2 separate regions of the Mus musculus genome follow, and region 2 is linked to region 1. Evidence: chromatin loops called from intact Hi-C (ENCODE). Cell type or tissue: gastrocnemius. All regions are shown on one strand. Each heading gives the region's core, and the rest is flanking DNA. Links, peaks and the distances in the headings are about the cores only.

The links. Hi-C counts contacts between places; a loop is a spot of excess contacts. Peaks named below come from ENCODE experiments on the same cell type or tissue, not always from the same donor. Only the 100,000 strongest peaks of a DNase experiment are listed, where the experiment ranks them.
Region 2: it touches region 1 in a loop (2.6-fold over the local background); 2 of 42 quality-filtered maps call a loop at or near these places.

The regions. Positions count from the first base shown.
Region 1 is chr1:16,433,652-16,449,507 of GRCm38, reverse strand. It overlaps Stau2 (staufen double-stranded RNA binding protein 2), which reads left to right. Exons shown (of 14, transcript NM_025303.3): 5 at 9,050-9,185. Among named protein-coding and RNA genes, the nearest start is that of Stau2, 78 kb to the left of the region's middle. In gastrocnemius, for the core only: a CTCF peak has its summit at 9,113 (motif pointing left); a DNase peak (open chromatin) is centred at 9,106.
Region 2 is chr1:16,715,828-16,731,683 of GRCm38, reverse strand. No RefSeq gene overlaps it. Among named protein-coding and RNA genes, the nearest start is that of Ly96, 35 kb to the right of the region's middle. In gastrocnemius, for the core only: no CTCF peak of the experiment used is centred there; a DNase peak (open chromatin) is centred at 8,850.

The DNA.
Region 1 (15,856 bases), core at 4,274-12,273:
GGTGTAGTTTCCATATTTGTGTTAATGTTTTCTCTTTATTATCCTTTGAAGGGCTGTGTTCGTGGAAAGATATTGTGTGAATTTGGTTTTGTCATGGAATACTTTCTTTTCTCCATCTATGGTAATTGAGAGTTTTGCTGGGTATAGTAGCCTGTGCTGGCATTTGTGTTCTCTTAGTGTCTGTATAACATCTGTTCAGGATCTTCTGGCTTTCTTAGTCTCTGGTGAGAATTCTGGAGTAATTCTAATAGGTCTGCCTTTATATGTTACTTGACTTTTTTTCCCTTTCTGCTTTAAAAATTCTCTTTTTGTTTAGTGTATTTGTTGTTCTGATTATTATGTGTCGGGAGGAATTTCTTTTTTGGTCAAGTCTATTTGGAGTTCTACAGGCTTCTTGTATGTTCATGGGCATCTCTTTCTATAGGTTTGGGAAGTTTTCTTCTATAATTTTGTTGAAGATATTTGCTGGACCTTTAAGTTGAAAATCTTCATTCTCATCTACTCCAATTATCTGTAGGTTTGGTCTTCTCATTGTGTCCTGGATTTCCTGGATGTTTTGAGTTAGCATCTTTTTTGTATTTTCTTTGTTTTTTTGTGCCCATGTTCTCTATGGAATCTTCTGCAGCTGAGATTTTCTCTTCCATCTCTTGTATTCTGCTGCTGATGTTCACATCTATGGTTCCTGATTTCTTTCCTAGGGTTTCTATCTCCAGCGTTACATCACTTTGGGTTTTCTTCATTGTTTCTACTTCCACTTTTAGATCTTGGATGGTTTTGTTCTATTCCATCGCATGTTTGGTTGTGTTTTCATGTAATTCTTTAAGGGATTTTTGTGTTTCTTCTACCTGTTTAGCAGTGTTTGTCTGTAGTTCTTTAAGGACTTCTAACTGTTTAGCTGTGTTCTCCTGTAATTCCTTGAGGGATTTTTGTGTTTCCTCTTTAAGGGCTTCTACCTCTTTACCACTGTTCTCCTGTATTTCTGTAAATGAGTTATTAATGCCCTTCAATCTTCTACTAACATTATGAGATATGATTTTAAATATACCTCTTGCTTTTTGGGTGTGCTGGGGTATCCAGGATTCGTTGTGGTGGGTGTACTGGGTTCTGATGATGCCCAGTGCTCTTGGTTTATGTTAGTAAGATTCTTATGTTTGCCTTTCGCCATCTGGACATCTCTGGTGTTAATGATCAAGCTGTCTCTGGTTGGAGCTTGATTCTCCTGTGATTCTGTTAGCCTCTGTCAGCACTCCTGGGAGTTCAACTCTCATTTGAGTTCCAGTGGTCAGAGCACTCTCTGCAGGCAAGCTCTCCTCTTGCAGGGCAGGTGTTCAGAAGTATGGAGCTCTGATCCACCTCCTGAGTTCTGGGGTCAGAACCCTCCCTGTAGGCTGACTCTCCTCTGGCAAAGAATTTGCCCAGCGGTCTGGGTCTCAACTCCACCTCCTGGCTGAGGATGAAGGCCTGAGGGGACCCTGACCAAGAAGCTCTGTTGCTTCTATTGCTCAGTTAATCAGGAGGTCCTGGGTGTGCTAGCGGTCCTGTGGCATGAAGAGTCCTCTGGTGCCCTAGATGCCCTTGGCCGGGTTCACACAGAAGATGGCGGGGCTGGCCAACCTGAAATGATCCTAGCCTCTGGTCAGACAGGGTTCCTCTGTTCCTGTTCCCGAGGGCACAAGACCCTATGCCATTCTTTGGAGCTGATGTTGCGTTCCACTCCCCCGTGATCCCAAGGTGATCCCGTGGTCCTGAAGCATGGAGAGTATTCTGGAGCCCTTATCAGCCTCCTCGGGGCTCAGAAGGAAGATCTTGAAATTCTTAATGTTGGCATTTTGAAGAATAAAAAATCTTTTAAAAATGATAGGCTTATTAGTCTTTTATTGTTAGTGCTTTAAAATATGTTATTTGCTATATCTCATGTCTTTCATGATTGTGAAGATAACGTCATATTATTTTTAGAAGTTTTTTTTTTTTGTTGTTGTTTTGTTTTGCTAATTGAAACCTAGCCTGTCTGGAGTCACCTTTATTTGCTTATTTGGGATGTTGGAAAGAGTTTGCTGTTTGTTGTCTTAGTACATTATGTACAGTTGGCTGAAACCCCTTGCCAGTGCACTGCAGAGGCAGCTCTGTGGTAACCAGGCAAGTTCAGCTGGTGATGAGGAGCCCGTTGAAGGGGAATGATTGTTGGAGTCCGCCAAAAGACCCTCACTCACAAAGGCCACAGAGTCCAACATTGCTGCAAACCACAAGAGGGTTTCTATTGATACAATGCATTGGGGACCCCCCCTCAGCATGCAGGCAAGAGGAGAGACTCAGATCGAACAAAGAACGCACTTTTTTATACCTTGTAAGGGGCAGATTTAGGCAACAAGGCTAGCTGGCTTATTCTAATTGGTGTATCAAGTAACCCTTTCAGGCATTGGTTGGTTTGCATAGGGTGACTACCTTTGGCCTAGTCCCTCACTTTGCCTGCCCTTGTGTTTTTTTTTTTTTTTTTTTTTTTTCTCACCATTGTTTAGTTGGCCAGCTTCCTTAACTGGCTGCACTTGGCCTGCTAGTATAGTTTGGAAAGTCCCTTCAGAGGGGGAAGGAGCTGAGTGGTCTTGAATTTATTTTGGATTCTATAGGTGTTCCTATTCCTTCATGTACTTTCCTTGTCCTGGATATGTGCCAGTCATTTCTGTAGGGAGCCTTTGGTGGCTAATCAATCAGTTTATCTTCCAGCAAGTAATTGGTGGGTGGCTATTATGTTCAGGACTTTCTAACTTTCTATAAAACTGTTTTGGTGTTTAGTGGGAAGCTTTAAGTGCCTGACCCCTGGCTCTGTGACCCCAGGCAGCTAGAAGAGGGACATCTGAGCCCTCAGAGCCACCATGATGAGTAAATACACTTATATCTGTACATCAAGTCTGCCATCTGAGGCCATGTGGATGTCTGAAGGCTGCAGTGCCACTTGGAGGCATACTGATCTACATGGCCTGTGCTGCCATCTGAAGCCATGGTTAAGTCCTGGTCTGGCCTTGCTGCTGAGGGCCATGTCTAGGTCTCTGGTTGTATTTCAGTCAGGGTCTGTGTTGATGTCTGAGTCCCATGGGAATATTCCTGGGCTGGGCTGCCACCTAAGGACATGTTGATATTCAAGTACTGTGCTGAGCTGGCCCTACTCTCAATGGCCATCATATTCAGAAAAGCAGTTTGTCCCTTACCTGGGCAGCATGGGAGACCTGGGCCATGTTGAGCTAAAGTGAGCAGTGGGAGAGCTAGCCCCACCTCTCACCACTTGTAGAACTTGGGAAAGCTGGCACAGACCCTCACCAGCTGCAGCATTCAGGAGAGTTGGCTCCTTACCTCCCTTAGGCAGAACAATAGAGCTCACCTTGGTGGTGGGGTTGTAGGAGAGATGGCCCAAGGGCATGAGAGCAGGAGAGCTGACCCCACAGCTTGCCTGGGCTAAGTGGGAGGGCTAGTTCTGGTAGTGTGGGCACAGGAGAGCACATGGACTGACCAACTCAGCTTCCACCCTGGCCTAGACCCAGGTCTATGACTTGACCCACCCCAACATCTACCCTATGTATGAATTGCTGGAGCTCATGAAGGGGCATGTCCTGCAGATCCAAACTAATGACACAGGGCAACAAAAGGATATCTGAGAGGAGTCCTGCTTAGGATCCAGTTTGATAGCATAGCAGAAGCCAGAGGCCTTGAACCAGATCATGGAATCATTTTAATGAACATTTGCAAGTAAACCTGTATAGGCAAGAGGGCTCCCGTGTGACATACTGCAGCTTCCACAGTGAGATGTTTTTTAATTGTATTTATTCATTTTTATTTTTATTTATTCACTTTAAATTCTTTTCTTTTATGTGGGGGTTACAAGGGCAGAAGGGAGATATAAAGGGACAGGAAGATGAGTAGAATTGGGGTGCATGATGGGGAACTCACAAAGAATCAGTAAAAATTTTAAATTAAAACTAGTAGTGATGAAGGAGCTAGAGAAAGTACCCAAGGAGCTAAAGGGATCTGCAACCCTATAGGTGGAACGACATTATGAACTAACCAGTACCCCCCTGGAGCTCGTGTCTCTAGCTGCATATGAATCAGAAGATGGCCTAGTCGGCCATCAGTGGAAAGAGAGGCCCATCAGTCGTGCAAACTTTATATGCCTCAGTACAGGGGAATGACAGGGCCAAGAAGTGGGAGTGGGTGGGTGGGGGACTTTTGGGATAGCATTGGAAATGTAAATGAAATAAATACCCAATAATAAAAAAAAACTATTTAAAAAAACTAGTAGTGGCCTTTTTCACTTATGTATAGAAATTCAAAATTATTATGTATGACTATATACCTAGTTATTGAACTTTTTAATAGTTAGCACTGATATCTCTTTAATAGATCTAAAGCTATATCAAAATATTATAAGATACCCATAAATATGTATGATTATGTATCAGTTAAAATGTTTACTGAAACCTGGACCTGTGAGATGGTGCAGTGGGTAAAAGGCACTTGTCACCAAGCCCAGCAGCTGAAGGTAAGTTCTTGGGATCCGCATGGAGGGAGGAGAGAAGCAGCTCGTGTCAGTTACCCTCTGACGCTGTGTGGCGCCATCGCTCTCATCCACTGCTCACTCACCTGTACATAAAATAGAGAATATTAAAAAAGAATCCAAGAATTCCCAGTGTAGATGTGTTTGCAGCACCAAGCATATAGCCTCTAATACCTGAGAAACCTTGAGTAGTCATCCTCTTTGTGTAGTGGATTCTCTCACACTCAGAACATGAGAGCTGACCATCTCTCAGAGGCTCCTCTTAGCTCCTGTGGCGAGAGCCTGGTTCTTTCACTTGTGCCACAGGCTCCCTTCTGCTTCCGCTCCACAAAATCCAGCTTCCAATACCACTGAGGAGAGTGCAGTACTCTCGCTTCTAGTCAGAAGTGAGAAGTCAGACATTGTATGAGTTTCTTTCGTTTAAGTCAGATGGCTAGAATACTTTACCTATGCTAACATACAGTTTGTGATGCGGTAGATGTAGTATACCCCAGTACTGTGTGTGCATCACCTCACATTAACTGCCCCTACTTGGGATTTTTAAATATATTGGATTCTTATTTATTGCCTTAGCTTTAGGGTGGGGTCTTTTAAGTCCCCCATTTGAATTTTTTTCTACTTGTGGATGAATAGTTATTATGTAAAGGAATTCAAAATGTCATAAGTTTTTCTGGGATGATGACTTACTCTGGAAGATAAGGAAGGGATTTGAAAATTTAGGCCAGCCAGGGCTTCACTTCAAAAACAACAACAACAACAACAACAACAAAAACCAAACCACCACCACCACCAATTCAGCTTCCACCAAAACACCACCAGCACCACCAAAACAACAAAACAAACAAACAAACAAACAAACAAAACCATTTAATTCAAGTAGTTCATAAGTCTTGATTCTGATAAATATTGTACTTGTTAAACTGAAATCCTTATGACATTTGAAATGTAAACTTAAAGACACGGATTATACTTTATTGTTAAAGTCTATGGAAGATTGTTGGGCAGCTTCCTGTACATTTAAAGAAGTCAGCTGGATGACCCACACCCCTGCCTCTAGATCAGTATCCACAGTCACTGAGTAGTAACCATCATGTGGCCTATTTAGAAATATCCAAGATGACCTCATAAATACTGCTCCTTTACTGTTAGTAAGGCAAACAAACACATATTGTTGATTTCATTCAATGATAAAATATTAAAAACTCCTGATATATGCAATGAATGCAGAAAGAAGCAAGACAAAAGTGGTGTTTCTTTATCTGTCAAGAAGATGCAAACAGATTGGTCACACCAGGAGTCAGGTGAGTCGCTAAGGGTGCTGTGTAGTGCCTGGAGAGAGGCCTGAGATGATGGAATGTTGTTGAGTAGGATGGGGATCATGTGAGTCTTCACATCTACACCACTGAGCTCATGCTGCCATCTGTGTATTTCCCTTTACCCCCAGGAACGCATAGAAAGAGGGAGAGAGAAAAAAAGCCTCCCTTTCCCTTCGCTTTTCTTTACTATCATATATGTATGTATGTATGTGTGTCTGTGTATATATATATTTTAGGGATTTAAACTAGTTGAATTGCTATTTAATCAAATAAGTAATTGCTACTCTGAGTAATAAAGGAAATATTAAGTAGATAGTCTAAAAGGCATATTTCAAACAAATGGTACAGATTTTTTGTTAAATTTCACTCAATATATAGGTTTCATATATATGTATATGCACATATGTTTAATTAAATAATCTATTTTAATATTTAAAATAAAGCTTGACCCAATGTTACATTGTGTCTTTTTGCTACAAAATTAAAAAACAAACAAAAAAACCAAAACCAAACCCAAGCCAAACCACCACCTCCAAAACCCTTTTCACCTATGTAGAAGCTATTGGAAGGCCCTGCTGTCTGTCCACTGGTGGGCTCATGCACCTAGTCTTAGCTCTCAGTCACCTGCTGCCTGAGGCACACACACATGTGGGAGATAAGACACCCAACCTAGTCATTATGGCCCTGAATTCACATCCTCCTGCCTCAGCTTTCTGAGTACTGGGGTTACAGGCAGAAGCATCTGACCCTAGAATATTTTAAATCAAATTAGTTTTTACTTTGTCATAAAAAAATACTTTTTAAGGCAAAGGCTCTTCACAGTATCAAGCAAAGAAAATACTAATTTTAATAATTTAAAAATGTGCAGATTCTCCTTGCTGTTCATTTCTTTCCGAGTTGGCTTGTTCTAGTGAAGAATAGAAGAGATCTTCTTATTGCTTTTGCTCTACAGACGAGCTTTCCCAGCTTTGCTCTGCGTGCAGGTTGCTTGCTGGACTGGGTCGTGAGTTCTGTGTAGTTTCCTGCATGCTGTCTTCGCCAACTGCCCACCTGTGTGTCGTAGAGCCTTTTCTGGACCTAAAACTGAAAACAAGGCTGCATGGCTTCAGGCTTGATGTCCCTGGCAGTGCTCCCCAGTGGGCAATGCTCGCCTTGGTGCACTGGATCAGAAGACATTTTCTGGTGGTCTCTTGATTTTAAGATTGATCCATGGCCTCTGGTGCTATTGGTCCAGTTAATCAGTTAGCAAGTTCCAGTAACGTTAGGATAGGTGACAGTAGCAGTGTGCTGCTGTTGTCTAGAATATCTAGTATTTTATCACCAGTTAACAAACTGGTGGTTGGTTGTTTTTTGGTGGGGGGAGGGGGAGGGAGGGCGGACTTCATTCCTTTTGCTGGAATCCCAGCTAATATGATGAACGTTCCTCTTTTTTACCATCTTATTCCAAATACGGTTTATTCAGGAAAGGCAAGGTAAGGGTTTGATCCTTTCCCTTCATTAGCATCATGTGCAGACCTGGAATCCGCCATGTCTCCAAGGATGTTCCTGTGGGAGTGTGCATGCTTTAAATGGGGAGTGACACTTATAAGCTACACTCGATGTGCTGGCTGCCTTCGTTACTAACACATTGCTTGGCCTCTCTTAAGTAGATAGAGCTGGGAAATACCATATTCCTTTAAAGTTTTTTTATATTTACTTTTGTGGTAGAGCCCAGGCTGGCTTTTACGTCAGTGTGTTGCTTAGATGAGCTTGAATGTCTGCTCTTCTTGTATACTTCCAGGCACTAGGATTGCAGGCATGTACTACCATTCCTGCTTCAGATGGCGTTGGGATCAAACCCAAGGCTCTGAGCACACTACGCCAGCAGCCTGCCACAGTCTCACCACCTTTCTTCTGCTTTTTGTTTTTAGAGAGAGATACATCAGATACTTACACGTTTGATTCATATTTTAGATTAATTCATGTATTTGATTTTTACATTTCATTATCTGATTCTAACATAAACACAGTTATTTGTACTTTAATTTGTTTTGCACCTATCTTTGGATGTATAATAATGTAATAATAGTACTGACATCAGTAGCATGTTTGCTAGAAATATTTCTCAATTTCCTTTTCTTTAGGCTACAAATATTTTGCTGTCTTTAAAGTCGTTTAAAATAATTAACTTGCACAGTTAAGGCCATCAGTTTAGTTTAGTTTTAGTGCACTTGTGTTTTTTTTTTTTCTTTAAAAATATTTGTCTCTATTTTGGTTTAATTTTATTTGAATTTAAAGTATGTTACTATTAAAATTCATACTTCTGGTAATATGAATATGGAAAACAGTTTGAGATTGTTTTGTTCTGTTTTTTTTTTTTGAGTAAATCTCATTGGTATTTTTAAAAATTAGTTAAAAATTTCCTTCTCATTAAATCACAAACTCAGTTCACAATTAGATTGTGTTTCCTTTGTATTTTAGTGGTTTCTCTCCCCCCCACCCCCGGAAATTTTTGTGTAATTATGAATAAAATCTCAGTTTTGGCTTTATGCTTAAAAAAAGCAAATAAATGCTTATATCTTATTTTCTTAAATGAAAGGTAGGGCAGAATACACACCGTTTTGTTATGTTAAAAAGTAAACAAGGAAAGGAAGAGAGTGAAAGCAAGCGGGTCTGGTCTGCTTTATTGTTGAGTGGTTTATATTGTGATGCTTAGGCATCTGGTGGCACATTGGTGGGTTTTATAGGTACTGACTGTATGGGTTTTGTTTGTTTTTTTGGTATTTCCTGGGATTAGATGGCATTTTAGGTTTTGAAAGTCTCACCCACAGATTATCATCAGATAAGTCAAAGCATTACTGCTAACCCTGTATTAATTGCTAATGTTTACTTCCTTGATTAGCAATGAATAAATAAATAAAATTATTAACAGGTGATATTTTTAATGATTAAATATGCATACATTTCTGGGGTATTTATAAAATTGATATCCAAACTAGTTACTATTTGGTTTTAAATAATATGACTATACAGTTGAATTTTTTAAGTACAGAAAATGCTAAAACTTAGTTTAAACTTTGTTTATATTAATTAGAGAACTGTGTGGAGAGGCCTTCCACTCCCCCTCCTTCAGAGATTACTAATTGAAGTCTAGCTGGTGTGGTTTGTTGTGACAATGTTTCACCTGTGTATCTCTAATGTTTTTAAACAGGTAGTATAACTCCAACTGTGGAACTGAATGGGCTCGCTATGAAAAGGGGAGAGCCTGCCATCTACAGGCCACTAGATCCAAAGCCATTCCCAAATTATAGAGCTAACTACAACTTCCGGGGCATGTACAATCAGAGGTTTGTATGTCTTCTTTGGTTTTGTTCTTATTTACTATTTTATGCATATTGCAGACGTTTTTGACATTCTAAGGATATTTGCATTGTGAACACAATTGACCTTGGGCATCTTGGGAGTTTAGATAAACCAGACTCACCAAGTGTGTTGGAAGTTAAAGGCAGAACAGAAACAAAACTCTGTAGCCTCAGAAGCTTTCTTTGCTAATGTACACAAGCCTCGGGACCCGCCATGCAGCATTCTCACTCCCTCACCACAGTACACTTGGTGTCTGCCTTTCCTGACTTGATGACTGCGTTAATGGCCTTGCATTTTTGTGATTTATAGCAACTTCTTTGGAGAGGCTTTACTAAGTCTTTGTTGCATATGGCACAGTTGTGATAGTTCAAGTGCAACTTTACAAGAGTGTAGAAATTTCAAAATAAAAACAGGATCTCTTTTCTTGTGAGGGGTTCTATTGCTGTGAAGAGTCACCATGACCACAGCTACTCTTATAAAGAGAAGCATTAATTGGGGCTGGCTTACAAACATCTTGATCTACAGGCAGCAGGAAGAGTCAGTAATATGGTTCCTCCAGCAACTTACTCCAACAAGGCCACTCCTCTTAATGGTGCCTTTTCCCTATAGACCTATGGGGGTCATTTTTATTCAAACCACCACAATCCTTATTGTAAAACTTATACAAAACTAATCATAGGGAATGTAGAAAATGCTAGATGGTAAAGAAATAGAAATATCTTGCTACCCTAGAGCTCGCTACTGTAAATATTTTGATTTACTTTAAATTATTCTTTGTGTATAAACATATTTAATGGAAATTGAGTTGTTCTGTAATACATGTGTATATGTACAATAAAATGCACAGATCATCAGTGTATATCTTGATGACCTCATGTATGTATGCATCTGTTCTCTCTTCACTGACTTTTAACCTAAGTGTGTCTTGATGGATTTGCCATCATGGCAGGGTTCCCTTAGATTTCCATGCTCACAACACACCCTTTGCCAGAAGTGATCTTCAATCTCTTGCCACAGATTAGTTCTGTCATATAAATATGTGCTGCACATAATCTCTCTGGCTTCTTTTACTGTAACCGATGGTTTTCTTGCTCTGTTTTGAGATTTATTAATACTGCTTATATCTGGGTTCTCTCTTTCTTAATTGTTGAATAGTATGGCTGATTCTTAACTTGTTTAATCTGTGTGTGCGATATGGTACTTTTTTCACCCAGCGTAGAGACCATGTGACATATAATTGTTCTTTTAGAGCCTTTTAGAGCTGGCTATAGATGGCCTCATCTGGCAAGGTGTATTTTCACCTGTGTACATTGTTCTGACACCTGAGCTGGTGTCTACCTCCTTCCCTGGGATTATAGACACATACCCTACATAAATAGCATCATAGAAATAGGTTTATTATGTTTATTTACAAATATTGTTTATAGCTCTGTTATTTCCTAGATGTAGATCACTACAGGAGGAATATTACAATTAAGAATAATATATTACTCAACCATATTACAATTCTGTTCTAATTTTTCATTAAAAGAGGTTACCAAGATATTTACTAATTTTAATAATTTCCTCTGGAGGAAAAAATCTTGAGTTTTAATTGGATTTGGCAATTTTCATTTTTTAAAAGAAATGTTCTAAAGTCATTCTGTAAATTCAGAAATATCTATTTTTGGATTGTCACAGTAAGGAATTTTCAATATTCTACATACCCTTCTATATGTTTGCAATGTCCAGGACATAGAAGAAAGCCAAGTACAGAGGATGAATACCATGACAATGCTGGTTTTCATTTTTTATAGCATTTGAGAATGCATTTTCTATTTTTATAGCTCTGAATTTTGAAATACGTTACTTTGCTTGAAAGTTACAAAGTGATCTTTAAAGCTTTCTGTGATGCTGACTGCTCCCAAGCAGGGCTGTCCTCAGGTGCTTACTAGGTATCTTTTTATTTGTCTGTTTTAATTTATTTTTATTGCATTTCCTGACTAGTTTTCAAATGTTTGTGTTAACATTATTAACAGTCAATCTATTTTGTTTGTAATTTTTCTGCCTATATTTTGCCTTTTAACTTTGTGTCTTGTTATAATTTTATTAGCTTTTGATATTGATATTTAAAAACAATTTTTCTTCCTCCTCATTGCCCTCCTCCTCCTTTTGTGTTTTGTTTTGTTTTGAGACAGGGTTTCTCTGTGTAGTCCTGGCTATCCTAGAACTCGATCTGTAGACCAGGCTGGTCTTGAACTCACAGAGACCCACCTACCTCTGTCTCTTGAGTGCTTATATTAAAGGTATGGGCAACTACTACCTGGCTTACAATTTCATTATTATATATAAGAACTTTGATATGTGATCAGTATTTGTAATGCCTTTGTTAAGGTTTTATATACTTACTGCTAATCAGATGTATAGAGAATATAATAATTTAGTTTATATATAACTTAATGCTTTGTAGTGCCTTGTTTGGTAGTAGAAATTAACGGTTTCCATTTAAAATGGTACTGTTCGAATTCTGACTACTTCTTTTAGGAGTTACTCTTAAGTAAATAACTCCTGTCTAGTCTCTCTGGCTTCCTGTGTCTCCTCCTCCTCCTCCTCTTCTCCCTCGTCGTCGTTGTCGTCGTCGTCGTCGTCGTCGTCCTCCTCCTCCTCCTCCTCCTCCTCCTCCTCAGTGTGTCTTACTTTATGCTAGGAAGCCCTTATGTCTCATTGGAAGGTTATGTCCTTTGACAGCTGCTCTATGTGGTCTTCTTACTTACCTGGAGTTGGCCTGTATGGGATGATTTCTGATTTAGTCCCCACTTAGGTGATGCTTTCAGAGTACCTCCCATCCCCCCTTCTAGCTTGGCTAATACCCTCAGCCTGTCTGGCTTGCCAGGCATTTTCCATCTCTCCAGCCCTATCCCTTTCCCAGTGTCTCTCTTTCTCACTGTGGCATCCCCAGTAGGCTTCCTGGCTCTCAGCTCAGAGTGTGCAGTACAGCTTTACCCTACCCTTCTTCATACTATGTGCCGTTGCTCTTCCTTTAGGCCTGTGGTTCCCTGGCATCCCTAGAGCTAGCTACTGCTTCAGTACAGTAGAAACAAGCAAAGAGCACACAGTCCATTTTATACATGTAATATGTTTCATTTTTAAGTTCCCCACTTTTTTATCTGATTTTGGGGAGAAGGTGGAGAGAGTTCTTCAATCTTATCTAGGCTGACATTGAACTCTGTGTAGTCCAGGCTGGCATCCCGATACCTAGCTCATATTTTCTCTCTTTTCAAAATAGGTTATTTGCAAATTATGCTAATTATGCAAAACAACAGATTTATTATGATATTTTATAGCTGTATATAATTTAATCACTATCCTTTCTTATTTCCCCTTTCCCCTCCTTCTTCATTTCTTTTCCCAAAGAGTACCCTGTCTGTATTTCTTCCTTTAAAAAAAAAAAAATACAGATTGTGCATGAGAGTAAACATGGTATATGTCTTTCTGAGTCTAGCTTATTTTGTGTAACATGATGATCTCTTGTTCCATTTTCCTGCAAAAGATTAAGGTTTGTTCATCTTTTTGGATGAGTAACACTCCATTGTGTATACGCACCACGTTTTCTCTTCCATTTGGATCTATATATATTTTGTTATTGTGAATAATGGGGCAGTAAACATGGATGTGCAGGTGTCTGTGGCTTCTTGATTGACAGTACTTTAGGTCCACACAGGATGGTGTTTACAGTTCTGGGTTTGACCTTTGAGGAGGTCTATCCTGATTTGACCTTTGAGGAAGGTCTACCCTGATCTCCACAGTGCCTTTGAGGAAGGTCTATCCTGATCTCCACAGTGCCTTTGAGGAGGTCTACCCTGATCTCCACAGGGCCCAGGATAAAACACTTGTAATGTATTAAGTGACATTCATGACAACAGTTTTGTTTTAACATGATTTCTTTTATATATATTTTAATCCCTGGTTGCTTACTAAAATTTTGACTAGTGAATTTATTATTTTCAAATAAAGCAATCTGGCACTAAAGTGATGGATTATCAGAGAGCAATCCTGGTGCTTTATACGTTCATGTTCTAGAGGAAGAGGCAGTGGGTAAGAGGGGTGCAGTCACTGAGGAGGGGCACTTGACAAAGATGGAAAGAAACGGGGGAAGGAGGGGTAGGACAAACAAAGAACCATGTGAACGAAAGCAGGGAGGAGGATGCCTGCTCTTGGCTGCCTTGACTGTGTAAACTGTGTCTGGGGCTCTTGGCTGCCTTGACTGTGTAGACTGTGTCTGGAACACAGGCACCAGGGGGAGCAGAGGTGGCAGGAGGGCCAAGGGTCCAGGGTCATGGGATGTAATTTGGTTTACTCACTTTTCTACATGTTGTTAAGAAATGTTAATATTTTCCTCTCATTTCTAATTCTGAGATCTGATTTGTGTATTCCATGGGGGAGCAGGACTTGTACCTACATGTTCTCCAAATGTCTCCTCATATCAGGAGTTCTTTCCCTTTATATTTTTGCATTCTTTATGGTTTTTCTGCTGATAACAAAGAGGGTAAAAGACTCCAAGAGCTCACCTCAAGCTGCAATGCCAGTTTCAGCTGGAAAGCCTCCTTAGAAAGGCAGCATTACTCAGTAATCTCTAAAAGGTATGATTTCATGTGTGACCTGAATTTGCTGATGACAGCTTAAGCTAGAATCTGCTCCGGAGATGTGGAGCACAAGATTGGAGGCAGCTTACTTCTTGGCAGATTCCAGATTAACTGGTAGCTGCTTAAACCAGGAACTGAGAGGCTAAGTCCAAGAAACATCACTTAGGGATACTTTTGAAAACTTATCTCATTTCCTACTTAAGGTAATATAAATAGTAATTAGCTGTTGTTTTCTTTGTTCTTTGCTGTTGGATTTTCTGCTTGAGCTCATATAGAGGCCTAAGCAGAATGTTATTTTCCTCTGTTCTGTTTTATAAGTGGAGAGGTTTATTCTTGTACAACTTGGTGATACAGGGGGGATTCTGAAGTACTTCTCTCCTGTTAACACCCAGGATGCTTGGTTGTAGCTGCATCTTGTGGTGTTTTTCTCTTTGTCTAAGGCCCTAGTTGATATTCCACAAATAGAAAGCACTTAATATCCAAATGACAAACTGTGAGTAGATGTGCTTAGCCTACATGCATGTGTGCATGTATCCTGGGATATTCGTATTTGTAGATAAAAAAATGTCGTATTGTGTCAGGAGACTGGACAGCTAAGGGAAGGTTGGAGAACAGCTTATGCATGTGTTAATTATCTATTACTGTGACAAAATAGTCAGCTGGGCACGGGGCTTTTGCCTGTAACCCTGGCATTTCCCCATTTGACAGGCTGAGACAGAAGGATAACATAAATTTGAGGCTAACTTGAGCAACAAAGTAAGAAGACCTTGTTGTAAAAACGGGAAGGGTAATCCTTTTTCCTTTAACTTTTTTAGACTGAGTCTTCTATGGAAGCTCATAGTGTAGCTGAGGTTAGCTTTGAATTCCCAATCCTCCTGCATTACCTCTTAAGTCCTCAAGTTACAGGTACATTCTGACACACAAGGCTTCAGGCTTCCAAGTATGGACGTGTACAACCCTGGTGATTGGACCTTACTGCCTCTGCACCTGTGGTGAGGTAGAACATCTTCCTGGGAGTCCATGGTAGAAGACGCCATTCACCTTCAGATGCTAGGTGCAAAGACAGAAAGATGGACAGTCTGATTTCAGACTCCTTTTATATTATCAAAGATGAATTTTTAGATTTCCTTTATTATTTTCTGTGTATGAGTGTTTTGTCTATAGGTATTTCTGTACACCACGTATATGCCTGGTGTCCAAGGAGGTCGAGAGAGGACAGGCATTAGATCCTCTGGGACTGGAGTTACAGATAGTTGTGACCCGCCATGGGGGAATTGGGAACAAATGCTCATAACCACGGAGACATCTCTCTAGCTCCTCAGTACCCCTTTCAGTGGCACACCTTCATATTGACTGGACTACTTCCACAGAGGCCCCACTTCCAAAAGGCATGTCTTCCACTAGCATAGCAGGCCGGGTACCATACCTTTAACTCACGGTCTTTATTCACAGTACATGTATTTCTGCATGTCATCTGTAAAAGGTTTTCTTTTCAAATTTGTGTGTGTGTGCGTGTGTATGAGGTGTGTTACAGTTATGCCATCATGTATGCATGGAGGTCAGAGGGCAGCGTACAGGAACCATTGCTCTCCTCTTCTGTGGGCTTGGGAAGCAGACTCAGGCTACCAGGCTTGATTGGCAGCAGCACCTTTGCTTGCTGCTCAATCTACCTGGCCCCATTCTGCCACCTCTTTATAAATAAATTATGTAGAAAAGAATAGAATGAGTTAAACTAGGCATCCTATTAATAGTTGATAAGTATTGTCTATTTACAAATGAAAAGTTATTATTGCTTGGCAGGAGGCTTTCAGCCCCTTGTCCTTCTGACACATATTTTGAAAGATCTTCCACTCAGATTATGCTATTTGAGAATGGGGTTTTGCCCCACATAACTGGGGCGTCTGTTAGGCAGACCCTAAGGCTAGCTGGATACAGCGCTTGACCTTCCTTGATTCCATCTTTTTCTTGCCCTTGTGGTTTTTCTTTGCCAGACTTTCTTTTCAAAGAAACCCACTCTTGTGCCTAATAAGTGA
Region 2 (15,856 bases), core at 4,420-12,419, 280 kb before region 1:
TGCTGTAGATTGCTTTTATCATGTTTAGGTATGGGCCTTGAATTCCTGATCTTTCCAAGACTTTTATCATGAATGGGTGTTGGATTTTGTCAAATGCTTGCTCAACATCTAAGGAGATGATCATGTGGTTTTTGTCTTTGAGTATGTTTGTACAGTAGATTTCGTTGATGGATTTCCATATGTTAAACCATCCCTGCATCCCTGGAATGAAACCCACTTGGTGAGGATGGATGATTGTTTTGATGTATTCTTGGATTCGGTTAGCCAGGATTTTATTGAAGATTTTTGCATCGATATTCATAAGGGAAATTGGTCTGAAGTTCTCTTTCTTTGTTGGATCTTTCTGTAGTTTAGGTATCAGAGTAATTGTGGTTTCATAGAATGAATTGGGTAGAGTTCATTCTGTTTCTATTTTGTGGAATAGTTTGTGCAGAACTGGAATTAGATCTTCTTTGAAGGTCTGATAGAACTCTGCACTAAACCCATCTGATCCTGGGCCTTTTTTTGGTTGGGAGACTATTAATGACTGCTTCTATTTCTTTAGGGGATATGGGACTGTTTAGATCATTAACTTGATCCTGATTTAACTTTGGTACCTCGTATCTGTCTAGAAATTTGTCCATTTCATTCAGGTTTTCCAGTTTTGTTGAATATAGCCTTTTGTAGAATGATCTGATGGTGTTTTGGATTTCTTCAAGATCTGTTGTTATGTCTCCCTTTTCATTTCTGATTTTCTTAATTAGGATGCTATCCCTGTGCCCTCTAGTGAGTCTGGCTAAGGGTTTATCTATCTTGTTGATTTTCTCAAAGAACCAGCTCCTCATTTGGTTTATTCTTTGAATAGTTCTTGTTTCCACTTGGTTGATTTTGCCCCTGAGTTTGATTATTTCCTGCTGTCTACTCCTCTTGGGTGAATTTGCTTCCTTTTGTTCTAGAGCTTTTAGGTATGTTGTCAAGCTGCTAGTGTGTGCTCTCTCTAGTTTCTTTTTGGAAGCACTCAGAGCTATGAGTTTTCCTCTTAGAAATGCTCTCATTGTGTACCATAAAGTCTGGATATGTTGAGGCTTCATTTTCATTAAACTCTAAAAAGTCTTTAATTTCTTTCTTTATTCCTTCCTTGACCAAGGTATCATTGAGAAGAGTGTTGTTCAGTTTCCACGTGAGTGTTGGCTTTCTATTATTTATGTTGCTATTGAAGATCAGCCTTAGTCCATGGTGATCTGATAGGATGCATGGGACAATTTCAATATTTTTGTATCTGTTGAGGCCAGTTTTGTGACCAATTATATGGTCAATTTTTGGAGAAGGTCCCATGAGGTGCTGAGAAGAAGGTATATCCTTTTGTTTTAAGATAAAATGTTCTGTAGATATCTGTTAAATCCATTTGTTTCATAACTGCTGTTAGTTTCACTCTGTCCCTGTTTAGTTTCTGTTTCCACAATCTGTCCATTGATGAAAGTGGTGTGTTGAAGTCTCCCACTTTTATTGTGTGAGGTGCAATGTGTGCTTTGAGCTTTACTAAAGTGTCTTTAATGAATGTGACTGCCCTTGCATTTGGAGCATAGATATTCAGAATTGATAGTTCCTCTTGGAGGATTTTACCTTTGATGAATATGGAGTGTCCCTCCTTTTCTTTTTTGATAACTTTGGGTTGGAAGTTGATTTTATTCGATGTTAGAATGGCTACTCCAGCTTGTTTCTTCAGACCATTTGCTTGGAAAATTGTTTTCCAGCCTTTCACTCTGAGGTAGTATCTGTCTTTTTCCCTGAGATGGGTTTCCTGTAAGCAACAAAATGTTGGGTCCTGTTTGTGTAGCCAGTCTGTTAGTCTATGTCTTTTTATTGGAGAATTGAGGCCATTGATGTTAAGAAATATTAAGGAAAAGTAATTGTTGCTTCCTATTACTTTTGTTGTTAGAGTTGGCATTCTGTTCTTGTGGCTGTCTTCTTTTAGATTTGTCGAAGGATTACTTTCTTGCTTTTTCTAGGGCATGGTTTCTGTCCTTGTATTGGTTTTTTTCTGTTATTATCCTTTGAAGGGCTGGATTCGTGGAAAGATAATGTGTGAATTTGGTTTTGTCATGGAATAATTTAGTTTCTCCATCTATGGTAATTGAAAGTTTGGCTGGGTATAGTAGCCTGGGCTGGCAATTGTGTTCTCTTAGTGTCTGTATAACATCTGTCCAGGATCTTCTGGTTTTCATAGTCTCTGGTGAAAAGTCTGGTGTAATTCTGATAGGCCTGCCTTTATATGTTACTTGACTTTTTCCCTTACTGCTCTTAATATTCTATCTTTATTTATTGTATTTGTTGTTCTGATTATTATGTGTCGGGAGGAATTTCTTTTCTGGTCCAGTCTATTTGGAGTTCTGTAGGCTTCTTGTATGTTCATGGGCATCTCTTTCTTTAGGTTTGGGAAATTTTCTTCTATAATTTTGTTGAAGATATTTACTGGCCCTTTAAGTTGAAAATCTTCATTCTCATCTACTCCTATTATCCGTAGGCTTGGTCTTCTCATTGTGTCCTGGATTTCCTGGATGTTTTGAGTTAGGATCTTTTTGCATTTTGCATTTTCTTTGATTGTTGTGTTCATGTTCCCTATGGAATCTTCTGCACCTGAGATTCTCTCTTCCATTCCTTGTATTCTGTTGCTGATGCTGGCATCTATGGTTCCAGATTTCTTTCCTAGGTTTTCTATCTCCAGCGTTGCCTCACTTTGAGTTTTCTTTATCGTGTCTACTTTCCTTTTTAGGTCTAGTATGGTTTTGTTCATTTCCATCACCTGTTTGGATGTACTTTCCTGTTTTTCTGTAAGGACTTCTACCTGTTTGGTTGTGTTTTCCTGTTTTTCTTTAAGGACTTATAACTCTTTAGCAGTGTTCTCCTGTATTTCTTTAAGTGAGTTATTAAAGTCCTTCTTGATGTCCTCTACCATCATCACGAGATATGCTTTTAAATCCGGGGTCTAGGTTTTTGGGTGTGTTGGGGTGCCCAGGACTAGGTGAGTTGGGAGTGCTGCATTCTAATGATGGTGAGTGGTCTTGGTTTCTGTTAGTAAGATTCTTATGTTTGCCTCACACCATCTGGTAAACTCTGGAGTTAGTTGTTATAGTGGTCACTGGTTACAGCTTGTTCCTCTCGTGATTGTGTTAGCCTCTATCAGCAGACCTGGGAGACCAGCTCTCTCCTGAGTTTCAGTGGCCTGAGCACTCTCTGCAGGCAAGCTCTCCTCTTGCAGGGAAGGTGCATAGATATCTGGCATTCGGACCTGCCTCCTGGGAGAAGATGAAGGCCTGAAACAGGGCCTGTCCCAGAAGCTGTTAGCTTCTGTAGTCCACACTCTCACTTGTGCAGACTAGTCTTAAAGGGATCCGGGAACCAAGATGACTTCCCCCGGTGCTTCGGCAAAGTCCTCCTGGGAGGGGAGGACACCTGTCCTCTGGCAGGGAAGGTACCTGGATGTCTGGAGCTCAAAAAGGGGTCTGCCTCAGAAACTGTCCTCTAGGGACCTTGGGGGTGTCCTCCGACTCCTCGCCCAGGTGACCCGGTGCTGGCGCCGACCGGAAGGGACTTGTGACCCTGGTCAGGCCGGGTTTACTGCTTCCCTAATGCTGTCTCAGGTCCCACAGGATTAGAATGGGACAGAAGTTGTGTTCCACTCACAGGTGGAAAGACCAGAAGGGACTTGTCAAGTCACAGTAAATTTCTATATCTTCAGATTGCTTTTTGTCTGACTCTTAGTCACAGCAATGAAAAGTGACTGCCATTACCCTAACTCTACAGGATCTTCTGTGTATATGTAGGGATTTGAAACAGATCAACTCCTAAAGCTCATGTAAAAGTAGATGGACATTAGTTAGGGTTATTATAGCTATGATGAAACACCATGACCAAAAAGCAAATTTATAGGGAAAAGGATTCGTTTGGCTTATGCTTCCATGTCACATTTCATCATCTAAGGAGGTCAAAACAGAAACTCCAGCAGGGCAGGAACCTGGAGGCAGGAGCTGAGGTAGAGCCATGGAGGAGTGCTGCTTACTGGCTTGTTCCTTGTGGCTTGCTCAGCCTGCTTTCTTTTAGAACCGAATACTACCAACCCAGGGATAGCACCACCCACAATCTGCTGGGTCCTTCCCCACCATTCACTGATTAAGAAAATGTCCTACATTATTCAAAGACAGCCTACAGAATGGGAAAAGATCTTCACCAACCCTACATCCAACAGAGGGCTAATATCCAAAATATATAAAGAACTCAAAACTAGACATCGGGATAAAGAGATGGCTCAGCAGTTAAGAGCACTGACTGCTTTTCCAGAGGTCCTGAGTTCAATTTCCAGCAACCACACTGTGGCTTACAACCATCTGTAATGAAGATCCGGTGCTATCTTCTGGTGTGTCTGAAAACAGTGACACTGTACTCACATACATGAAATAAATAAATCTTTTTAAAAAGAAAAGAGAAAGGAAAGGAAAGGAAAGGAAAGGAAAGGAAAGGAAAGGAAAGGAAAGGAAAGGAAAGGAAAGGAGAAAGGAGAAAGGAGAAAGGAGAAAGGAGAAAGGAGAAAGAAGAAAGAAGAAAGAAGAAAGAAGAAAGAGAGAGAGAGAGAGAGAGAGAGAGAGAGAAAAGAAAGAAAGAGAGAGAAACAAGATATCAACAAACCAAATAACCCAATTTTAAAAAAGGGTACAGATCTAAACAAGTAATTAATTGATGGAGGAATCTCTAATGGCTGAGATGCACTTTAAAAAATTGGTTAACATCCTTAGCCATCAGGGAAAGGAAAATCAAAATGATTCTGAGATTCCATCTTACACCTGTCAGAATCAGGTGTAAGATCAAAAACTCAAACTGGCAAAGGGAACACTCCTCCCTCCATTGCCAGTGGGAGTGCAAACTTTTTCAGACACTTTGGAAGTTAGTATAGTGGTTTCTCAGAAAATTGAGAATAGATCTAACTCAAGATCTAGCTCACAGTCGTCTATTGGATGGAACACAGGGCCCCTAATGAAAAATCTAGAGAAAGTACCCAAGGAGCTAAAGGGGTCTGCAACCCTATAGGAGGAACAACAATGTGAACTAACCAGTATCACCCAGAGCTGTGTCTCTAGTTGCATATGTAGCAGAGGATGGCCTAGTTGGCCATCATTGGGAAGAGAGGCCCCTTGGTCTTGGGAACATCATATACCCCAGTACAGGGGAATGCCAGGGCCAGGAAGCAGGAGTGGGTGGGTTGGGGAGCAGGACAGGGGGGAATATAAGGGACTTTCAGAGAGGAAACTAGGAAAGGGGATAGCATTTGAAATGTAAATGAAGAAAATATCTAATAAAAAAAGAAAAAAAAATTAAAAGATGGAGCTAAACCATTCCTGGGCATATGCACAAAGGATGCTCCACCGTGCCACAGGGAGTACACTTGCCAAGTTATGCTTAGAGCAGGTTAATTCATAATAGTCAGAAACTGGAAACAACCTAGTGTCTGTCAACTGAAAATGGATACAGAAAATGTGGTGTGTCTACTCAATGGAGTATTACTCAGTTGTTAAAAACAATGACATCATGAAATTTGCTGGCAAATAGTCAGAACTAGGAAAGATCCTCCTGAGTGAGGTAACCCAGACCCAGAAAGACAAGCATGTAAAAGGTAGCCATATTACAATTTACAGATTCAAAGATGCTAATTAACAAGAGGCTCAAGTGGGGGACATGTGAATCTCACTGAGAAGAAGAAATAGAATAGACATCATGGGTGGATGGCAGGGGCGCCGCTAGATGGAAACAGGAGGGGCTGGGATGGGAGAGGATGGAGGGAGAGAGTACTGAGAGAGATAACTGGAATGAAGGGGTGCATCTCTGAAACAAGCTAGAAACTTAGGGAAATAGAAACTTCAGGAATCTATGAGGGTGACCCTAGCTGAGACTCCTAGCAATGGGGAATATGGAGCCTGAACCTGCCATCCCCTATAACCAGGCAAGACTTCCAATGGAGGGATTGGGACACCAACCCAGCCACAAAACCTTCAACCTATAATTTTTGACCTGCCTACAAGATGTTGAGGAGTGGGCTGGTGAGATGGCTTAGTGGGTAAGAACACTGACTGCTCTTCCAAAGGTCCTGAGTTCAAATCCCACCAACCACATGGTGGCTCACAACCACCCATAATGAGATCTGACGCCCTTTTCTGGTGTGTCTGAAGACAGATAGTGTACTTATGTATAATAATAAATAAATCTTTGTGCCAGAGTGAGTGGACCAACCAGAGCAACAGAGGTCATAAGTACAATTCCCAACAACCACATGAAGGCGCACAACCATCTGTACAGCTACAGTACTTACATGCATGAAAATAAGTAAATAAATCTTCTTTTAAATTATTAAAAAAAAAAAGAAGAAAAGAAAAGAAGATATTGAGGCGTATAGATGGAGCAGGAATTAAGAGAATGGCCCGCCAATGACTGGTCCATCTGGAGACCCATGCCACAAGAGGGAGCCCACCCTGGCTACTGTTAAAGATATTCTACTGTACTTGCAGACAGGAGCCTAGCATAACTGTCATCAAAGAGGATTCACCCAGCAACTAATGGAAACCGATGCAGAGACCCACCACCAAATGTTAGTCAGAGCTTGGGGAAACTTACGGAAGATGGAGAGAAAGAACTGAAAGACCCAGGGGGTCAAGAACATCACAAGAAAATCTACAAAATCAACTAACCTGGGCCCATAGAGGCTCACAGAGACCAAACGATCAACCAGAGAGCATGCATGACATTGGCCTATGCCCTCTGCACATATGTAACAGTTGTGCAGCTTGGTCTTCATGTGGGATTCCTAACAGTGAGAGCAGGGGCTGTCTCTGACTCCATTGCCTGTCACTGTATCTACTGTATCTCTTTCCCCTAACTGAGCTGCTTTGTCTAACCTCAACAGAAGATGCCTAGTCTTACAGCAACCTGCTATGTCAAGGCTGGCTGATAATCATGTTAGGGCTCCCCTTTTCTGAGGAAAAGGAGGGATATACGGGAGGGAGAAAAGGGGAAAGAGAAGGAGTGGGCAATGCTTCCACTTCAGCCTTCCAAAAAGGCTACATTTTCTTTTTTTTTTTTAATTCTGATTTTAAAAGAAATTAAAATTAACACATTTGTACAAAGTGGATATGATAACACATACCTGTAATCTCAGCACCCAGGAGGCTGAAACTAGAGGACTGTTAAGACAGTAAGGGCAGTCTGGACTACATAAAATGAGAACCAGACCAGTCAGGCCTAGAGTAAGAGCTTATTTCAATAAATGAATAAACAAATAAATAATAAAATAAAGAAGCAGTCCCTGGACCTAAGGTGTCTGGTGTATAAATTGACCGTGCCAACATCAGCAACAGAAAACTGTAAATTATAATTCAGTGATAAAGAGCTTCCTTAGCGTGCTGCAGGCCCTAAGTATGGTACAAGACAGGCAGGGAGGGAAGAGTGAAAAGCACCAGAGGAAGCTAGGAAGGGGCAAAGCACAAAGGGCTAGATGCTGACGTTAGCCTGGCTTCAGGGATGGAGCACTGTAGCAATGAAACAACTAGAATGTTCTCGGTACAGACACGAGGTACTCAACCCAGTAAACCAGTAAATGGTAATTCCAGAACCAGCCAGGACACGGGCTGGTACAGAGCCAGTCGGAACGCAGGCTGGACCAATTGAGGGCTTGAGCAGTGTTCGTGTTCCTTTGGATTCACCGTTCCCTTATGTACAACCTCAGAGTTACCCAGAGGCTAGTTTCATTGTGGTAATCAGATATGTGTGAGCAGAAAGAGGGCATCAAGCCGTCTGGTTTACCTCTAGAGAGTGACACAGACAAGGAATTTTTGCCCTCCCCTTCTGATGAGCCAGTGCTTGTCACATGCCCAGCCTAGACAGCCACAGCTCCTGGGGAAAGCCTCACACTGGCTGTCCTGGTGAATCCAGGCCCACCCACAGCAGAGATGCAATATAAACACAGCAACATCAGGGAACAAGAAACCTGACAAATTCCTGGACACATTGAGCATAGGGCAGAGACTTTTTATTTTCCTCTTGGTTTTTTGAGACAGGGTCTTAATATGTAGCTCTGGCTGCCCTGGAACTCTCTCTGTCGAATAAGCTGGCCTCTAAATTCACAAAAATTTGCCTGCCTCTGCCTCCTGAGTGCTAGAATTAAAGGCATGCGCCACCATACCCAGACCTTAGGGAATCCTTAATACATAAATAACTTAAATGAGGTTTGTGGAAAACATTTTGAGGGAAGTCTGTGTTAGGATCCCCTCTCCCCCTTAGTGGTGAGTAGGGTGGGTAAGAATGTGCCCTCCTCAAGCCTTAGTGGGTTACCACAGGGTGGTTGGCAGAGCTGTGTGACTCCATATTTGAGAGGCACAGAACCAGAATTGATACCTAAAAAAAAAAAACAGTACATGCTCCCTAACCAAATCCCAAAATGACCTCACACTGTCTGTCTGACTGTCTGTCTCTCTGTCTCTTTCTCTATCTGTCTCTCTCCCCCTTGGGCCTAGAACTTAGGATTTAATGAGAATTGAATGATCCTCCTACTACACAAATGCTTACTGTAACCCTCCTTTTTAAGTATTATTTTAAAGATTTGGGGTTTTTTCTTTTCAACTTTCTATTTCCTGTCCTCTCATGTGTGCCCTCTGCCCTTGCAAACTCCCCTGCAGAAGAAAATTAAACACACGTATACACACAGACTCACAGACACACACACACACACACACACACACACACATATATATATATATATATATATGAATTGCCAAGTCCTGCATGGCCTTAGTAGGGATGGAATGACATGGTTCCTGCCCCTGGGATCAGGGCCAGCTGGCATAGGGCCTCCACAAGTCTCAATAGCTGCTGTGGGCATAAGGCTGGTTTGTATTATGATATACATATTTTTATATTCCTCTTTCAAGGAATGTCCTCCATGATAATCAGAGATAGCAGAAAGCCAAGAGACAAAGGTATGGCTAATGTCTCAGCAAAATGATAAATTCTGAGACCTTCAGGACAGCCCTTAAGGCTGTGGAAAAGAAATCAAAATGTATGAGTTTGAAAATATATAGTCTCTCAATTATGCAAAATATAAAGATGCAGTAAATATGAATTATATGGGGGGGGGCTTCACAAATCTAAAGGAACAAAAGCAGCTGTGCTGTGAGCCAACTTGTCAAAAAGATACTAAGTAAGGTCATAAAGAGATTTAGGGAGTGGTGATTGCAGGAGATCTATCCAGCTAAACAGGAAGATTTCTGAGTTCAGGGTCAACCTGGGACAGAGCAAGGTTAGGCCTAGTCAGGGGTAGAAATGGTACTTTCAGGGCAGAGTCCCACCCAGCCAGCTTATCATCTGTGCTTAACAGAAGCAGACAGATCTCTGAATTTTTTGCAATGTTAAAAGAAAATATGGCCGGGTGTGGTGGCGCACACCTTTAATCCCAGCACTGGGGAGGCAGAGGCAGGCGGATTTCTGAGTTCGAGGCCAGCCTGGTCTACAAAGTGAGTTCCAGGACAGCCAGAGCTATACCGAGAAACCCTGTCTCGAAAAACCAAAAAAAAAAAAAAAAAAAAAAAAAAAAAAAAAAGAAAATATGTGCCTGCTGTCTCCTAAGAATTAAAGGCCTGGGGTCATGGGATGCTGGTTCATAAGATAATAAGGGAACCTGGAGTAACTGATATGAATTGATATGTAAAATAAAAGACTGGGTTTATGATCTGCAAGAGATGAGAAAAATTCTCTCCAGAGAATTTTTTTTTAGAATAGCAAGAGAGAACTGCTTGGAGAAGAACTGGTTCAAGCAGAAAATAGGGAGAGTGGTCTGAGATCTTCAGAGAAAACAGAACAGAGAGAAAGCAATCTGGAAAGCTATCCTGAGTGGAACATAGGCCTCCAGCTAGTAACCCATGATTTGACTGCAAGTCGTTTATTTTTGCTGCTCTCAGACATCCCTTCCTTGGAACCCCTCTCCAAGCAGGTTCTTGGCAATAAATAAAAAAACAAACAAATAAATAAACTCACAGAAAAAAACTCATTGTGAAAGCCATAGTGTGTGCTACAGTGTGTCCCATGGTATACCTTACATTTTCACTTGAGGGTATTCATTGCAATACCCTCATTGGTTCTAGCCTCTGGCTTCTGTGACACCATCAATATTGGCTCCTCACCAGGGCTCCTCCCAGTTATCCCTATGTCATGGAGAGCCTGCAGCTTTCTTTGGTCAGCAGAATAGACCCTTTCGCTAGTTCCAACAGTTTACAAATTATGTAGATTTTGGGGGTGGGCCAACTCAAAGCTCTGGATCTGGGCTCTCCCTCAGCTGCACTACCAAGGCAAGCTCTCCAGCACTGCTTCAGCTAGGCCAACCAACACTGCCATCAGTAGGAAGCAGGCTTAGCTCACTTGCTCTCATGCCTTCGGGGTAGGCTCAGTGGCACCTACACCACCAGAGGCAGCACTACTGTGCTGCCCAGCTAAGGCTGGGACCCACTCTCCCAAGAGCTGCAGCTGGTAGGGGGCAGTGGAGCTCTCCCCAACTCATGACCCTGGAGGTGGCTCTCCCAACTAACACAAGTGGAGAGGGAGGGTAGTAGTGGCCCAAGGCACCTCACAGCATGTAAGTTGTGAGATCAAATTTCAGAGGCTGGCTCACCTGCACCCTACCACCAGGGTCTGCTTTGTGGAGTGCTGCCTCTGGTGAGAAGTGGGTCCCCATTTTCCAGAGTGACTCAATCCGTGAGGAGTGGGGCCAGTTCTGCACAGCCTGCCCATACCACAGATGTCCCCATGGTCTCTAGTGATAATGTGAGCCATGGACATTAAGACAGACCCCTGCCACTGCACGGCCATGGACTCAGCCTTTAAAGACCCTCAGCAGATGCACAAGCTGGGACTTCATCACAGCCTCAGGTGGCTGAGGCTGGATATTTACAGCAGGCTATTCCTCTCCACTCTTTCTTTTCCAGTTCTATCTCTCTTCTTAATGCTTGAACTGTTACATGATTCTACATTGTAGTGGCTCTCACTGTGGGTAGGCCACATGGCTGACAAGCCTCTGAATGACCTCCTCCGCTCACACCATGTAGTATGGTGGCAAGCAGACTTCTCTGTGTCTATACGATGACCATGCCTAGTGGCAGCAGACAGGTCTCTGGGAGCCCTTATCTGACCATGAAGCATGGCAAGACTGCAGGTAGATCTCTGGATATCTTCTTTCTCCTGCATTGTATCACATGGAGGCAGGTGTGCCTCTGTGTGTCTCAAGATTTTAGATTTTTTATTGTTGTTTTTAACTTTTATTATTTATTTTATTTATTTTACTCCCAACAGCAATCCCCACCTCCTCCCAGTCCACTTCCACTCCTCCATTTCTCTTCAGAAAAGGGGAAGATTTCCATGGAGATTAGCCCACCCTGGCATTATTAAGTTAGAGTAAGACTGGGTACATCTTCTCCTAGTGAGGTTAGACAAAGCAGCCCAGTTAGGGGGAAGAGATCCAAAGGCAGGCAATGGAGTCAGAGATAGCCTCTGCTCCTGTTAGAAGTCCCATATGAAAACCAAGCTGAATGTATGTTTCATATATGCAGAGAGCCCAGGTCAGTGCTACACATGCTTTCTGATTGATAGTTTAGCCTCTGCGAGCCCCTATTAGCCCAGGTTAGTTGATTCTGTAGATTTTCCTGTGGTATTCTTGACCCCTCTGGCTCCTTCACTTGCAGGACCCCTGATTGGTAGTTCAGGCAAATTGGTTGATTCTGTAGGTTTTCTTGTTGTGCCCTCCCCCAGCCTTGAGTGGCTAGCCCACCTAGGTTGGAGTCTTCCTAGGTACCCAAGCTAGGTAAAGTCTATAGTCCTGTCACATCTGCAGCTTCCTCCAAGACACCACTACCCATTGAGAGTCTGAACTTGTTTTCCTGACAAGATCCTGACAAAACAAGATGATCCTGACAAGCCACAAGATCCAGTAGTAGTGAGGGATGCCCCCCCCCTTTTTTTTAATTCAGACTCAAAAAGTAAACATTGGGCCTTGATCAGAAAGTTTATCTTGGTCTCATTCTTCTCTCGACATCCCTCCCATACAGCCCCAGATTTCCTTTCAGGAACCCAGTACATGTAGCCACTGGTGGCTAAATCTTGTGTTGTCCTTGACCCCTCTAGCTCCTTCAAGCCTTTCCTCCCCCTCTGCTGAAGGATTCCTCAAGTTCTGCATAATGTTTGGCTATGAGCCTCTGCATCTGTTTTCATCAGTTTTTTGGGTGAAGTCTCTCAGATAGCAATTATGATAGGCTCCTGTCTTCAAGAATAACAGAAAATCATTAGCAGTGTCAGGGTGGGATCCCTCTCATGGGCATGGGTCTTGTTCCCTCGATTTCTGTCCCATCTTTACCTCAATGCATCTTGTAGGCAAGACAAACTGTGGATCAAAGGTTTATGGGTGAGTTAGTGTCCCAATCCTTCCATTGGAAGTCTTGCCTGGCTATAGGAGATGGCCAGCTTAGACTTCATATCCCTCGTTACTAGGAATCATAGCTAGGGTCACCCTCATAGATTCCTGGTAGTTTCCATTTCCCTAAGTTTCTTGTTCATGACAGAGATATCTGATTCTGCTTTATTTTTAATAATGTATGGAGCCTGACCCTGTGGATCTGGAGACAGAATTATAGGCATTTGGAAGTCTATAATATGTAAGCTACCTGAAATAGAACCAAACTCTGGTCTCCTGGAAGAGCAGGACGTTCTCTTGCTAACTATTGAGATATTTCTCAAGACCCATACCTATTATTTTGAAAAGCTTCCTTCAAGTTACACAGAGCACCTGAACTTGTGATTCTCATATCTCACTCAATGTATAAATTACCTGGGATTACAGATTTGAGTCAATAGGTGAAGCTTCCAACTCAGTCTTTTGGAAGCTCCTTCTAAGTTTCAGAGCACTCTAGACTTTGGTCCTGGGACCTCTTGCTTTCTCTATATCTACTCATTTCCTCTGTTGACAACATCCAAATGTTTATCTCCAGTCCAGAACTCATTCCTGAACTTCAGACTCAGGTAGTCTTTGTCTTTTCAAAGTCTCCACTTAGATGCCTAGTATATATTTTCAAATTTCCAAATGCAAACTCCATGACTAAAACCCATTCCGCCCAACTTTTCTACCTCAAGCAATAACTCCATCCCTACATTTGCTCAGAGGCAACTAAATCATCTCAGCTTTTCTTTTTCATATCTTACATCCAATCAGTAGCAGAAGTAATTTTGTAGTTGGTTATATCTTCAGAATAAACTCGGCATAGATCATTCTTACGCCTCCTCCATCTAATACCTGGATTACTTCAAGTCTCTCAACTTCCTTCCCCACCCAAACTGCTGCCAAAACTCATGCAACTTCTTTCCATGTCAACAGATGGATGCCAGACCATGCCTTTTTAAAGTGTGAGTGATAGCATTCCCTACAAAACCTTCTAGTGCTTTTCCATCTCTTAAAGCAGCAGCCCAAGTCCTAAGGATGGTTTGTCAAACTCCAGCATGTGCCTACTCTCTCCCCACACACCTCTGGCTTCTCTTGCCTCATAAGCACCTCCCTCTTCTTCTGCAAGATCACTATGCACACTCCAACCCCAGGACCTTGACTCCAACAGTTCTCTCAACTTGCAATGCCTTTACCCACAGAAAACCACATGCCTTGCTAATGCACTCTTTCAAACTTCACCTTCTGAGTGAGGTCTTTCCAGTTACCCTATATAAAACTACAAATGTCACTTCCTTTCTCACTGCCATGTCTCCCATTTCTGTAAGTGTGGCATGTACATGGTATGTTTGCTTATAAAAATACCCTGTCATACACTTTCTCCTTGAAAATATAGATTCTTTGAAGACAGAATGTACTGTATATATAGTAAATGTATAGTAAAGCCTTTGTGTCTGGCTTTGAGTGAAATGTTTCAGCAGAGCCTTTGCTATGTTTGGGTTAATCAATAGAGGCTGAGAAATTGTTATGAGACTGTTTGAACCTGAGGAAATAATGTCTCTTTAAAGAATCTGCACATGGTACTACTTGAGAACTTGGAGCTACACCAGCCTCAGTCCTAAGACACTCCTGGTAAACCTGGAGTATGACTAGCCGTGATCAAAAGGGACTGAGATTTGTGTGGATTGTCTGCTCTCATGTGCAGCAAAGAGTAACTTAACTTTGGTAGTTGGGACCTTTCCCAGCCCCAATTAACCTTGTATGATGTTTAAATAAAGTAACTGGATTGAGCTAGCTGGGTATCAGTCTTTCCCAAGAAGGCTAAACCTCTCTGCTCCTTTGGAAAATGAAGGCTTAGCATTTGTTGAGCTTCTCGCTCTACTGTGCCACCTATGACTAACATCAATCAGTAATAGAGATTTATTTTGTTATGTTTTCTGTTGTTCAGTGCTATAACAGCAGTGCTTAAAACAGATGAACATACAGCAGGTAACCAGTAAGTATTAGTCAAATGATGACATGCACATAACTTGAATCATTTTTTTTATTATTATTATTTATTATATGTAATTACACTGTAGCTGTCTTCAGACACTCCAGAAGAGGGAGTCAGATCTCGTTACGGATGGTTGTGAGCCACCATGTGGTTGCTGGGATTTGAACTCCGGACCTTTGGAAGAGCAGTCGGGTGCTCTTACCCACTGAGCCATCTCACCAGCCCCAACTTGAATCTTTTATAAGAAAAAATATTCATTCGTCCAATAGATGTAGATTCAGAGCAAATGCAGGTCTGGTTTTGCTCCTGATATCTTGTGAGCAAACAGGCTGAGCACCCCACCAGGTTCGTGGAATTTAGTTTAATAATAGATAACCAAATGGCAAGCACTTGAGTGAGGAAGGGTGGTGAAGCTGGGTTCTACCCCAGCGCATCAGTGGTTGGTGGGGAGAAAAGACCTGGAGGTGGAGAAGCCACAGGAGAGTGGCAGGGTCATAGTCTCACTTGGGATTGCTTCTACCCAGTATCAAAAGCATGCTCTAGCTGACCTACTGACAGTAACATGGGGCTCAGAAGACCAATGCCCATTACAGAGAGGGAAGGTAAAGAAAAGTGAAGATGTGGAGCTGAGCCAGACAGGGTTATGCATGTGTCATAGAGCTAGACTTTAGCTTGTGTTAAAACAAGCTAAAGTCTATGTTGACATAAAATTAACCCTTTGTCAATTTGACACACAAACACATCACAGCCTTTTCTTATTCATACCCAAGATCTCACATTAAAAATACACATTACTGTAAAATTCTCACAGTCTTTACAAATTCAAACGCAGTAAAAATTCAGTCTTTTTAAAATATCCAAAATCCCATTTAAAAGTTCAAAGTCTCTCAGTTGTGAGCTCCTATAAAAGTCAAAATTAAGTTAAATACTTCCTTCAAGGGAAAAGAGCCAGGGCACAGTAGCAACCTAAACAAAGCAAAACCAATATCCAACAGTATAAATAGTTCAATGTCCAGTTGTCTTGGATTCACTCACAATCTTCTGGGCTCAGGAGCTTAAATCACTTCTCCAGCTCTGCCCTCTGCAATGCACACAGCTTGTCTTCTTGGCTCTCGCTGCCCCCACTCTGCTGCTGCTGTTCTTGGTGGTCATCCCATTGTCCTGAAGTCTTTAAAAAGCTGGGGTCTTCCGTAGCAACTGGGCTGCACTGCACCGATAACCTCCACTAAGGCACCTTCACCAATGGACTCTCCTGGCCTCTCACAGTTCCAAGTCTCAGCTGCTTTCCATGATCCTTTCATGTCTTCAAGACCAGTATGACCTGAGTGACTTTTAAACTACCACCAACTCCCACTGCCAGCATGAGG